Regions from separate parts of the Mus musculus genome. Here region 1 is linked to region 2. Evidence: chromatin loops called from intact Hi-C (ENCODE). Cell type or tissue: left cerebral cortex. All regions are shown on one strand. Each heading gives the region's core, and the rest is flanking DNA. Links, peaks and the distances in the headings are about the cores only. Region 1 overlaps Gm35223 (a long non-coding RNA gene). Region 2 overlaps Paxip1 (PAX interacting (with transcription-activation domain) protein 1).

Region 1 (6,348 bases), core at 480-5,479, 350 kb before region 2:
ATTGTGAGGTGGGAGGAAGGCATCGGCCGATGGAGGAACTTTCTAGAATTCTCTACCCACCAAGCTGTATCAAGCTTCTCCTGTAAGATGGCAATTTATTTATTTTTATTTTTTAAAAAAAGATTAGGTTTTAAGTTTTAAATTATACATGCATATATGTGTCTCTCTGAGTAATGTGAATCCCCAAGGTCTCAGATCCCCCTGTGGTGGTTTGAAGAGGCCATAGGAAGTGTGGCCTTATTGGAGGAGGTGTGGTCTTCTTAGAGGAAGTGTGTCACTGTGGAGGTGGGGCTTTGAGGTCTTAAATGCTCAAGCTAGGCCCAGTGTGAAACACATCCAATCTCTTCCTTGCTGCCTTCTGATCAAGATGTAGAATTCTCAGCTCCTCCAGCATGGAGTCTACCTTCATGCAGCATGCTTCTCACCATGATAATGGACTAAATTTCCATAACTGCAAGTCGGCCCCAATGAAATGTTTGCCTTTATAAGAGTTGCTCTGGAGGGCTGGAGAGATGGCTCAGAGGTCAGAGCACTGTCTGTTCTTCCAGAGGTCCTGAGTTCAATTCCCAGCAAACACATGGTGGCTCACACCCATCTGCAATTGGATCTGGCGCCCTCTTCTGGCATTCAGGTATGCACGCAAGTAGAATGCTGCATACATAATAAATGAGTAAACCTTAAAAAACAAACAAAAGAATTAAAGAAAATGTTGCCTTGGTCATGGTGTCTCTTCACAGCAATGGAAACCCTAAATAAGACACTCCTGGAGCTGGAGGTATAGGCACATGTGCACCACATGATGTGGGTGCTGGGAACCAAACCTGGGTCCTGTAAGAGCAGTAGTCTCCCTTAACCACTGAGGAGCCATCTTCCCAGCCTTAAGAGCCCCCCTCCTTTTCTTCTTCTTTTTTTGAGACAGGGTCTCTCTATATTATTCTGCTGTTCTAGAGCTCTCTATATAGACCAGCCTGGCTTTGAACTCACAGAGATCTGCTTTCCTCTTCCTCCCATGGGCTGGGATTAAAAGTATGCATCACCACACCTGGCAAGAAACAATTTCTTAAACATGTCTTATATTTTTGCGATTCTCGTTAGTGAGGCAGGCAGTGGCATTGTCTGTATCACAGTCATCACTAACCAGATCACAACAATGCTTGCAGTTCCCATGGTTAGCAGACTCACACACTTCTGGGAGACTACCCATCCATCTGGGTCATCCCTTCCTCCGTAGGAGTAAGGTGGGAGCGCACCCAGGCTATCTCATTTCTTAACTTAGGCTATCTCATCTCTCAACTCACTTGGAGCCACTGTAGGCTTTCTCCTCAGAGCAGCAGCATCCGGAGAAGTATGTATCGGTTTGCTTTGGTGGCTAGGTCCATTCATCTCTCATAGTTCTGGAGTATGCAACTCCAAAACCAAGGTGTGGACAGGGCTGCTACCCGAGAGGCCTCTCTCTTTTAGTTCCTAGGTGGTCATTTCTGTTTGTGACTCGTGGTCACACCAATGCATGTCTGTGTCCTCATCTTTTCATACAAGAGTACCAGTTGCATTGATTAGGGCTCGTCACATTTTTACCTCTTTAAAGACCCTGTCACTAGGCACAACCACATGTGACCAGGGGTCATTTGTCAACAGATGCATTTTATCCTGTAACATAGTGGCAGATGCATTCCATGTCCCTAGCTTAAGGGGAAGACTGTGACCCTGAACCCTGTTCATGGACTTCAGCTTGGAACCTCATCAAATACTTCTGCCTGTTACACAACCAAGAATCATCATACCCTCTGTTCTGTGACCCATATTATTGGGGGGGGTCCTCTTGCTAGAGGGGCTACTCCCTACCTGATGGAAACACCAGACTCAGATGGAACGTTAACAAGGGAGCTGACACTTTGTCATCGTCAAGCTGAGTGCGCTGGGAAAGGGAAGTGACAATGTACTGGCGATGAAACCATGTCGGTCCCCAGCGAGCCCTGAAAATAAATTGAGCTGGCAGAAGAGCCTGAGACAAAAAGGAGGCAGTCAGCGGTAGCAAGCACAGGTATATCCTGGGTTGTCAAGAGATATGATTGACATGCACATTTTTCTCTTTCTAATAATTGTTATAATTTAAAAATTATGATGCATAAGATATATGTAGTAGAGACTGAGGAGATGACTCAGTGGGTAAATAATGTTTGCCATACAAGTATGTGAATCTGAGTTCAAATCCACAGTGCCTATGTAAAACTCAGTAACCCCAGTACTGGGGAGTAGGGTCAGACAGATCCCAGGACCTTGCTGGTGTGTGTGTGTGTGTGTGTGTGTGTGTGTGTGTGTGTAAACAACTGAGTCATCATCATTGGCTAAACTACCTAAGTCACTTACATCCCTCTACACTGGAGGGAGCCATATGCAAGGGCACCATTCCTCTGGACTCCTTCGGGTCAGAATTGCTTTGTAGCCATCCAAAAACTGGTCAGGACAGACTGTGGTGAGAGCTGTGGCAAGCAGGTTCATGTGAACCCTAGAGGAAATCTGTGGATTTTTATTCCTGAACTTTCAACTTCTGGAAAAGTTTTTCTTAAGCAGTGCCTCATCTAGGACCTTGCTGGTATTTGTTCACACAGCTAGCTGTTGAGACCCCACACACACACATACAGAGACACACACATACAAACACACAGAATACACCCAGACATACACACACACACACACACACACACACACACAGACATACATGAACAGACATATATATACACACAGGCACATGAACACACATGCACACAGACACAGGGGGGAGGGAGGGAGGGAGGGAGGGAGGGAGGGAGGGAGGGAGGGAGGGAGGGAGGGGAGAGAAGCTTTTCTCTTCTGGTTACTTTGGAACAAAAGATTTAGCTTCTACTGCATAACCACAGAAAGTGATGGCAGCTGCCTTGTGTTCTAGGGATACAAAGTAACCAGTGTCTTCATTTCCACAGGCCTTCAAAGTCACTGTCTCCTTAAGGGACAGTGGGAGTCTATAAGGGCTCCCTCCCCAGCAGCACTCTGCATTTGCAAGTGCATTATGTGTCATGTGTTATGTGTCATGTGTTTGCAAGTGCATTATTTGTCATGTGCCCTCAGACTCAACACCCTGAGTGCCCTATGCACTAAGCACTGCAAATGTTTTTTGGTTTTCTTGGTTTTACTAGGAAACTACTCTCTGGGGTGTTGCATGGTGGCCCTTACATCATGAGAGTTGGATGTTCGACTCAAAGCCTGACTGACCGTAGTGGTATACTGATTTTCTAAGAACTTCAGCTATTTTCTGCCATGTTATATACTGCTTGAACTGGAACAGGCTGGTGGTTGGAGGGGTGGCATTTGCCATGGGTGTTTGTTAGTACCTGTGGCTTCTGCAAGAAGTCCCCATGAGCTCTGGGGTAGGTAACCTCAGCAGTTTTTCTCCTATAGGCTGGAGGCAGGAAGACCACAATGCTGGCAGTTCACAAAGAGTAGTTCATGGGAGTAGCCCCTTGCCTTTCTCAACATTGGGTGGACACTGGTTTAGCACCTGGCCACACCTCTTCAGCCTCCAAGGCCAGAGTCTTCACGTAGCTCAGCTGCACCTGCACATTGCTTTGTCCTTGCTATGTATAAGGCTGCATTTAGAAACCTCAGAGTCTAGACCCAACATCTGGATAGACCTAATTTAACCACATCTGATGAGCTGCTTTGCTTTGATGTGTAAGGCGATCTTCATGGCATATTCAGCCCCTGGGATGGAGTCCTAGAGATTAGGATGTGAGGCTCTTGAGGGTGGGGGTGGAGGATCATGGGAGAATCTTTAAAGAAAACCATAAACCTGGTAATGATAACAATTACTCTTCGCGTCTGTCTCGATGGTTAGGAAAAAAGTAATTGGTTGTGTTGAGGGGTATCCCAATGTCCTTCCTTTTGCTGTGATAAAGCAGACTCCCCAAAGACGACTTGGAGAGGAAAAGTTTGCTTTTCTTATACTCGCTAGTCTCAGTCACATCGAAGGACATCAAGGCAGGAACCTGCATGCAAGAACCATTGAGAACATTGCTTGTAAGCTCGTTGTCTGTTTCAAGTGTAGCTAGTTTTCTTACACAGTCCAGGACTATCTGCCTAGGGATGGTGCTGCTCATAGTAATCTGGGCAAATAATAATCAAGACATGTGCATGGGCTAGCATGATATGGACAGTTTCTCAATTGAGACTTTTCCCCTCTGATGCCTCTACACTGTGTCAAGTTGACAGTGAAGGCTAATCAGGACGGAAGAGTATATTAGAGTACTTTAACCATAAGCTACCTAGAGGTACTGAGAGTGACTGTGGTTTCAGTTATACTGAGGACACTAGGGAGAGTCCTGTGCAGCGATGAGCTGTTCTTTAGGAAATGTGTTCAGGAATTCACTCCTCAGGACCTCAAGGGTTTGCCTGCCTGAAGGCCATGCTCCTGTGAAGGGGTTAGGTGCTCTGGGAGCCATGGGGTGCTGTGTGTGTCAGTGAAGGGACAATCATGCATCAGGGACACATCCTATGTGCACACTAGCCCATGTGTCCTATGCCCAGTTCAGTCTAGACAGCCTTGGGGCACTCTTAGCTCAGGGCCTCATAAAAGCCACCCTAGTTGTCACATCAGTGCCTTCAACATGGTGATCTTTTAGCGTCTTAGATACACCCAGCATTTCTCTGGCAGTGACCGCTCAGAGGCCTCTGTCTACCTGTGACTCTTCTCAGCTTTCCCCAAGGCTGTTGGTTTTATTACAGAGCACAGCTGAGGTCACAGTCATGATGCACAGCCCAGCAAATGATTCTCCAAAAGCCACATGAGCATGGTATCAGCACCATGAGGGGGTGAGGCAGTGCTTCCTTGCCTAGTTCCAAGTTCTTGGTTCAGACCAGGCTTTTCTTTGGTATACTTCCATCATCCCAGCCGCAGTGCATCCCAGCCATAGTAGCCCAGAAGGCATGCCCTCATGGCTTTGCTCACCCATGTGGTTACTGGCTGTATATTGTGAGGTCCTATGTTGCATTTGGACCTGGAAGAGTAGTCCTGACAGCTTTTAAGTGTGAGAAGAGTATCCTCTGAAGGGAACCGAATTGTTTCCCTCCAGAGACAGACAGAGTCCTAGCATGTTCTAGACAGTATGGTGAACGTTATTTTCATTATACTTGCCCTTGCAAGTTAAGGCAAACTTGATGCCATAGAAGGAGGGAGATACACACAATCAGGATGTGAAATTACCCTGTAGTTATTGGTCCATCTCAAACACTGAGGACAGAGAGAGGAAGCATAAACTAGATCTATCATCATATGTCAAAGACAAAGAGCACACAGCCCTGATATGCAGATGGGCTGTCGTTGAAAAATGGGCAAAAAGGTTGATAGGAAGATTGTAAGAGAAACATACAGAGCCAGTAAGCAGGAGGCGACGCTCTGACAGAACCAAGGTGAAAATTGGGAGCCATATTCACTTGTGTTGACAGCCACCCTAAGGGAAGCTGAGGCTGGGGAGAAGGCTCAGTGAGCGAGAGAGCTTGCTATGGTCTATGGTTTTGTAAGGATCAGAGTTGGATTCTCAGACCCATGTAAGGCTGTGTGGCTGGAGGGGAAAGAGCCAGGAGGATCACTGGCATAGGCTGGCTAAAAAATGGCAAGCTCCAGGTTCACTGAGACCCTGTCTCAAAGAGACAGAGAGATAGCACTGGGCACATGCTGTCCTCCACATGCATGTGCATATGTGTGCTCACCCCTACATACCCATGTGCACATAGATACCTTATATGCATGTACAAAGGGGAAGAGACCTGGTGCTGGCAAGATACCAGGTTTTCACAGTCCTGGAGGCAAACAGGAGCAGCATACCTGGAGAGGAGTGTCGGCTTGCTTGGAAATGACATGGGGAGACATGACTCATCTAGAAGCTGTCACTCTGGTGCTATAACGTCAGAGATGTTCACAGTCTTTAGACATGTGTGTTGGCTTTGACACTGTTCATTCAGGTGAGCAATCAGGGCCGTTCTCCTGATCTCAGGAAGGGATCTAGTCTAAAAAACAGCACAACATTTGTAAAAGGTGAGGCATCCCCATCCCAGGAGGAAGGAAGAGATTATCTTGAGCCTCCTGAAGCCCAGTCTCCCATCCCTCAAACCATGGCTGTCTGTCTTTGGTTACTCTAGAGCTTGATTCCCATTACAGAGAGGCAGCCAGCCTGGGGCTAGTCAACACATGCCTGGGTTGCCTCCTTCTGCCTTTGCTAGGGGCACAGGAATCAGATTCTGTAGTGGCCACTGAATGCCAAGCATGCTGACTAACCATGGAGCCATCTGCACTGGATGGAGCAGGTAAAGGCAGAG
Region 2 (6,348 bases), core at 786-5,785:
GTGCTGTTTCACTCCACAAAGCATTTGTGTAATAATAAAAAAAAAAAATCAGTATTAAAGTCCTGATGCTGAGAGTCTAAAGTGAGCCTGTTCTCACAATTTCTGTCCCCCACCCCAGGTTCAGACCCCTTCTCATGCTTCACAATGGCTGCTGTGTCCCTGGTGCCATAGACACAAGCAGCTTCAACTCTTGTTTTTCTCAAAAACAGGTCAAAGAAAGTGACTGTGTGCCAGAGCACATGTACACGCTGGGGCAACCTGGAGATGATGGAGGAGCTGGCTCTTCTGCTCTGTGGGTCCCAGAGAGGAAACTCAGGCCGTCCCTTCTTTTACTTCTTTATCTTACAGGCTGGCCTCAGGCTTGCTCTGCCCCAGAGGATAATCCCGAGTCTGGTCCTCCCTGCCTCCATCTGATGCTAGAGCTGCGTCAATGTCTCTTACTTGCCAGCGCTCTGTGGTCCTAGGGATTGACCGCAGGACTTGATGCATGGCCAGCAAACACCCCAGCAATCACATCCCCAGCTCTCCTGTTTGCTTGCTTCTTGTCCTTGCTCACTGTACTGCAGACCTGTTCCCAGTGTACACTCGCCCACTGCCAACAGCTGCCTCCCCTCCATCTGTTTTAGCAGGATTTTGATCGTCCACACCAGTCTTCCCCCTGGTTAGTTGATGAGCAGTTTCCTCGAAATAAGGTTGTGCTTGTGTAGTCAGGCTAGAAAGAAAACACGAGTTGTGTCCTTGAGTCAAATCTCACTTGCGACACACCCTGTCCACCCTTGCCAGCCACTCTTCTGCCTCTGGCTAATCCTAAATCAGAATGCTCAGTTCCTATGTGTCAGGCTTTTCTAGGTACTGAGTCGTGTGCACCTTTCCCCCCACTTTCCTGCTGCTTGTTTTCTGTGCCCTTTCTGGTAGGCTGTCATGGACCCTGGCAGGCTTATGGTTGCCTTTTGGGCTTGCCTGTTGTAATCTGGTTTCTTGTCTGCTTTGGAAAAGCCTACGAGAGAGGCTTGATGCTCTATGGGAGGAAGACTAGTTTGAAGGAATGTCTGGTTTATTCATAGAATTGATGACTGCCACATGCTATCAGTGGCATATGGACACATGGGCAGAGTGAAGGCTAAGTCCTTGAAGTGGTGAGTTTATTCTGGGCTAATCAGGTGATCCAGTAGAACCCCATATGCCCTGAGAAAGGGGCCCAAGAGATGAGAAGAGAGGGTTTAGCCTGTGTTAATATCTGGATGCTGTACTGAGAGCCACACAACACCTTCACCCCACAGAGGTGGCACACAGCAGAGGCAGGCAGCTGGAGTATGAGGATCTACAAGTTTGAGGAATGGTGGCCAGAGTAAACAGAAGACAATTGTCCCCTGGCATCTCTGCAGACTGTGGACCTCTGCGGTTTCTTTTGTTGTTTTTGTTTCTTTTAAGACAGGAACTCAACTGTGTAGCCCAGGTTGGCCTCAAGCTTGTGATCCTCTTACTCCAGCTTCCCAAGTGCTAGAGAGTTAAAGGCATGCATTACCATGCTGAGGGATGACCTCTTAGTTTCTGTCTAGTAAGACCCAGCCTTCTGATTACAGAAATGTAAGAGAATGGGGTTTTTATTTCAAGCCACTGCCTTCACTGTTAACAGTTCCCAGGAGTAACAGAAGGATGTGGGTAAAATTGTTAAAGTCTGCTCTATGTTTCTGGCAGATGTGTGCATGCCTCTGCATTGCCCAAGAACACTAGATTCATGAATGAAAAGACACACACACACCCTTTATGTTTTAAACTAGCCCAGTGGCTGGGCCAATCCTGAACCTCCACATGGCTAACACACTCTGTGCTGAGTCCTCACCCAGCTCCTTAGATGGGGACTGTAGTCAGCAAGGGAGTTTTGGTAACTGGGTTGTATGGGGCCTAGTTTATTTTAGTCTGGTTCTATCCTTTGTTTTTGCTTTTCCTATAGCATCTTTCCACTTTCTAGCTATGCAGACAAGGCTGGCTTTGAACTCCTGAACATCCTTTTTTTTTTTTTTTTTTTTTGTTTCCTGAGTGCTACACATGTGCTCTAACTGGGGCCTCAAGAAGAGAAGATAGCATATGGAAAGATAGCCATGTAATAGAACAGGGGGACGGCTGATACAAGCCAGGAATTGGAATCACAGGTCGCACTTTGACCTTAGACTTGAGCCTCCTGCACTGTGAGCAACAGCTTCCCACAGGCTTAGTCCAGACATGCTGTACTTTACTATGATAGACAAGAGATTAGGCAGACATGGCCACCTTTCTGCCCCAACTGCTACCCTTGAGGACCCATTCTCCTGGTGTCCAGGTGAGGCCTTGGCCTCTTCAGTTTCCTGCCACAACTTGGACCTGGAGCAGGTACTGGCCAGGCAGATCTCAAGTGCAGATAAGTCAGTACAGGGTCCCAAATCCTGACATATCGGGGCATCCCAGTGACCTCCTAAGATGGACATGTCAGGGCCACAGCACTGTGTTTTAACCTAATCAGAAAGTTGCTGCCCTTGGGGGCATGCCCTGGACATCAGATCCTGTCCAGTAAGGCTTGCCTGAGAACTATCTTTTTCTCCCTGGTCCCTGCTTTAGCAAAGAAAAGTGTGTGTGTGTGTGTGTGTGTGTCCGTCTGGGTGCAGTAGCACTGCCACGTGGGGGTTGGTGGCTTCTGAAAACTAGATGTCCTTGTCCTGGGACCATCACTGCCTGCTTCAAACCCACCTGTGAGACCCAGACCAGAATGTGGCCTTTGTTGCCACCTGCTGGCCAATCTCATGACAGTTTGAACAGCTCCACCATCCTCAGCTTTACCAGTATCCGTGCTGGACAGCTCCCAGGGCCTGACCAAAACCAGGTGCTCTCTGTGGTCCTGATTAGCTGCCTATAGGCAGCATTCACAGACCCTCAGAGCTTTGCCCTCTGCCTGTGAAGGCCAATCTGCTCCTAGCTACTTGATCCCCATCTCAGGATCCAGAAGTCAGCATTTCCAGGCCTTCTCTGTAGCAGAGGCTACAGTGCCATGGTGGGTCCCTTCCTTGGATGCTAAGACCAGTAAACATGGTGAGAAGGCATGGCTGGTCACCTTGCAGGATATGGAGCAGAATGGGACTCACACGCATCTGATGACTCAGGGTTCCCTGTGATGGGCAGTATCTTCCCAGGCTACTGTGACCAGGACCTAGTGATGAGCCCTTCCCTTCTTCAGGTCATATACAGACCCACTCCACCCAGGGCCTGAGATAGAGTTCATTTGAAATGGGAGCCTCCCTGATGAAGTGCCCAAATTGACAGAGTAGTGTTGATTTTCTCCTCTCAACTCCAGGGCCTGACAGTCATTGTCTTAACTTGGGTTACATAGGACTGGGAGTCTGCAGGTGTCCAGAAAGGAAACTCTTCAGACTGCCTCCGTTATCCTGGATCAGCTTGGAGAGTGTGATGCCAGGCAGTTATTGTCAGCATATTTAAAACAGTACAATTTGGGAAGAAGTTTCTGGGCAATGATTATCACTCCCATTCTGGGTACACAGTAGAGCTTAGGTGTGACTACATAGAAACTCCTTTAAAGAGTAAACATGAACATGAGGATGGGTTCTATAGCTAAAAGGCCTAGAATATAGTGTGGTCTCTGACAGCATAGAAATCAGTGAGCCACAAAGTACTTTTGGCATCTCCCCTAAGGATGGATTCTACTAAATGTGAGAAGATAAAGGTTTAGGGGGGAAGAGTCTAGGATAAACATTCTGGAAAAGGTCTGCATCCAAAGACAGCAAAAAGGTCACCAGGGTGTTAACAAAATCCACTCCCAGCCTTCCAGGCAGGAAACAAGCATTTTATCCCCTCTATTAAGGGAACACCCCTGCATGATTAACATTCCTAGTTCCCTTAGAGATCTGTGGGCAAAAAGACCTTTATGTTCCCAACAGGTAACAATCACTGTGATGAAATGCCAGGAGCAAAAGCAAGTTGGGAAAGAAAAGGGCTTATCTGGCTTACACTTCCACATCACAGCTCATCAGTGAAGGAGGTCAGGTCAGGAACTTAAACAGGGCAAGAACTGGAGGCAGGAGCTGATGCATAGTCCATGGAGAGGTGCTGCTTATTGACAAGGTCTCCATAGCTTGCTCAGCCTGCTTTCTCATAGAACCATGATCATCAGCCTAGGTCAGCCCCTCCCACAATGGGCTGGACCTGCCTCTATAAATTTCTTTTTTTTTTAAATATTTATTTTATTTATATGAATACACTGTCGCTGTCTTCAGACACACCAGAAGAGGGCATCAGATCCCATTACAGATGGTTGTGAGCCACCATGTGGATGCTGGGAATTGAACTCAGGACCTTGGGAAGAGCAGTCAGTGCTCTTAACTGCTGAGTCATCTCTCCAGACCCTTCGTAAATTTCTAATTAAGAAAATGCTCTACAGGCTCACACACAGCCTAATCTTATGGAGCCATTTTTCTCAGTTGAGGTTTTCTCCTCTTGAATGACTCTAGCCTGTGTTAAATGGCATAAAGTTAACCAGCACAATTACTGAGCCCCCATGCATGCCGAGGCTTCAGGCCTTGAGTACTCTATACCAAAAGGGGGAGAAAGGAAGAGAAAGAGCAGTATGGGGGTGCTGGGGCTGGTTGTTGGCTTTTGACACCTCAAAACCCATTCCCAAGTGACATACTTCCTCCCAAACAGTTCATCAACTGGGGACTAAGCATGCAAATATATGTGCCTATAGGTGTCATCTTCATCCAAGCCACCACAACTAACATGTAGGGTGTGGGAACTGAACTCAAATCCTTTGTTAAGAGCTTTGAGTGCTCATAACAGCTAAGCCCTCACTCCAGCCCAGCCACTCACTTCTTATTACCATCTGCCAAAGAGGAACTTGGCTTTGATATTTGATAAAGATCTCATCTTTCCATGAAACTTCAGCAAGATTATGTAGCTCTGCCCAACTGCTGAACCCAGCATCAGGCTCTCCAGATTATCATGAATATCCACCCTATCCCAGGACAACCTTTGGCTCTGCATGGAGGACTGGGTATCTAGAGCCTTGGAATGGCCCGAGGAAGGAGGGAGAACAATAGGCTGGACAACTGGGAAATGTGTTTTCCAGGTTGTTTCCTTCCCAGGTGGTCTAGAATATGGTGCATGGCTTGTGGAGGGAGATAGGCAGGATTGGGTAAATGGCTTCTTGGGTACTTGTGGCCTAGTGGTTCCAGACATCAAGAAAATGCAGTGGGGCCCTGCTGCCATGGACTGGACTCAGTCTGTCTCTCAACCCAAGGGGAACCAGGGCTTTGGTGTTCAGGTGAGCAAGGAGTCGGTGGAAAGTGACAAACAGACACTGACATAGAGAGAGTGCTGTATCTGAATGTAATTTCTCAAAGAGAGCATCAGACTTATATTACAGAAGAAAACAAAGAAGTTAGGTGACACATCAGCCAAGGTACATTGAAGTTATCTGACACAAAACAAAAATGCATGCATAAAGATCAGCAGGAACTAGGCAGTGGTTAAAACTGAGATAAAAGGCAGCCCTTTCTAAAGTCAGCCATTAGGGAGCCAGGTGAAGATTTCATACCCTAGTCACAATTTATGCTATTCCTCTGAGCCTTGTGAAAGCTTGAACCAGGGGATTCTGCTCTTGCTGGCCTTTTCATGAATAATGCAATATTCCTCCTTAAACCACAACCCTCCTTCTTCCCAGGCCATTGTAAATTCCTGCATATGGAAGTGACTCGGCTATAATTCTAAGTTTGCTTTGTAGAACTTGTCCTGAGATTTCTAGCTCTTACCCAGTAAACTGCAGTGTCTGATTTCTTTCACTGTCTATCAACACTGGAGGCATTTCGTCTGAATGAGTAGCATTACCTATAATACAATACCGACTATTGCAAGGACAAATCTGGAGCATTCATGCTATGGGATACCAAGGCTCCAGGAGACTAAGTTTCCATGAAACTTTTTGCCTCAGGACTGCATCCAAGCTTTTGGGCCTGTCACGCAGACTTCACTGGAGTGGGTGTGGCACCCTGCTGTACAGGAGAGCTGGGGATTTGGCTTAGGGCTTGGTCCAGGCGACTCCCAGGAATGGTACAGGGGCCCAGTGCAGGTAGGAAGTGACCCTCTGACCTTAGGTACCTTAGGCACTTTCCTCATTTTGGAATAATGGGAATTGTCTCTAGATGCTTCTCCTGACCCCACTTTGCTGTCAGTCCCTCTGCTTTTCAAGTCTCCAATTTTACCCTGGGTAACATCAAGATGGATACCATGATCAGATGTCATCATAAAGATAAGACAGAGAGATGCTCAAGCATGTGGCTGATACCCAGGGGTGGGGAGGCCAGA

The links. Hi-C counts contacts between places; a loop is a spot of excess contacts. Peaks named below come from ENCODE experiments on the same cell type or tissue, not always from the same donor. Only the 100,000 strongest peaks of a DNase experiment are listed, where the experiment ranks them.
Region 1: it touches region 2 in a loop (3.0-fold over the local background); 7 of 42 quality-filtered maps call a loop at or near these places.

The regions. Positions count from the first base shown.
Region 1 is chr5:28,086,795-28,093,142 of GRCm38, reverse strand. The region is part of intron 1 of Gm35223 (a long non-coding RNA gene); the gene reads left to right. Among named protein-coding and RNA genes, the nearest start is that of Insig1, 19 kb to the right of the region's middle. In left cerebral cortex, for the core only: CTCF peaks have their summits at 626 (motif pointing left) and 2,392; no DNase peak of the experiment used is centred there.
Region 2 is chr5:27,733,813-27,740,160 of GRCm38, reverse strand. It overlaps Paxip1 (PAX interacting (with transcription-activation domain) protein 1), which reads left to right. Exons shown (of 21, transcript NM_018878.3): 21 at 1-81. Among named protein-coding and RNA genes, the nearest start is that of Paxip1, 55 kb to the left of the region's middle. In left cerebral cortex, for the core only: a CTCF peak has its summit at 2,783 (motif pointing left); a DNase peak (open chromatin) is centred at 2,776.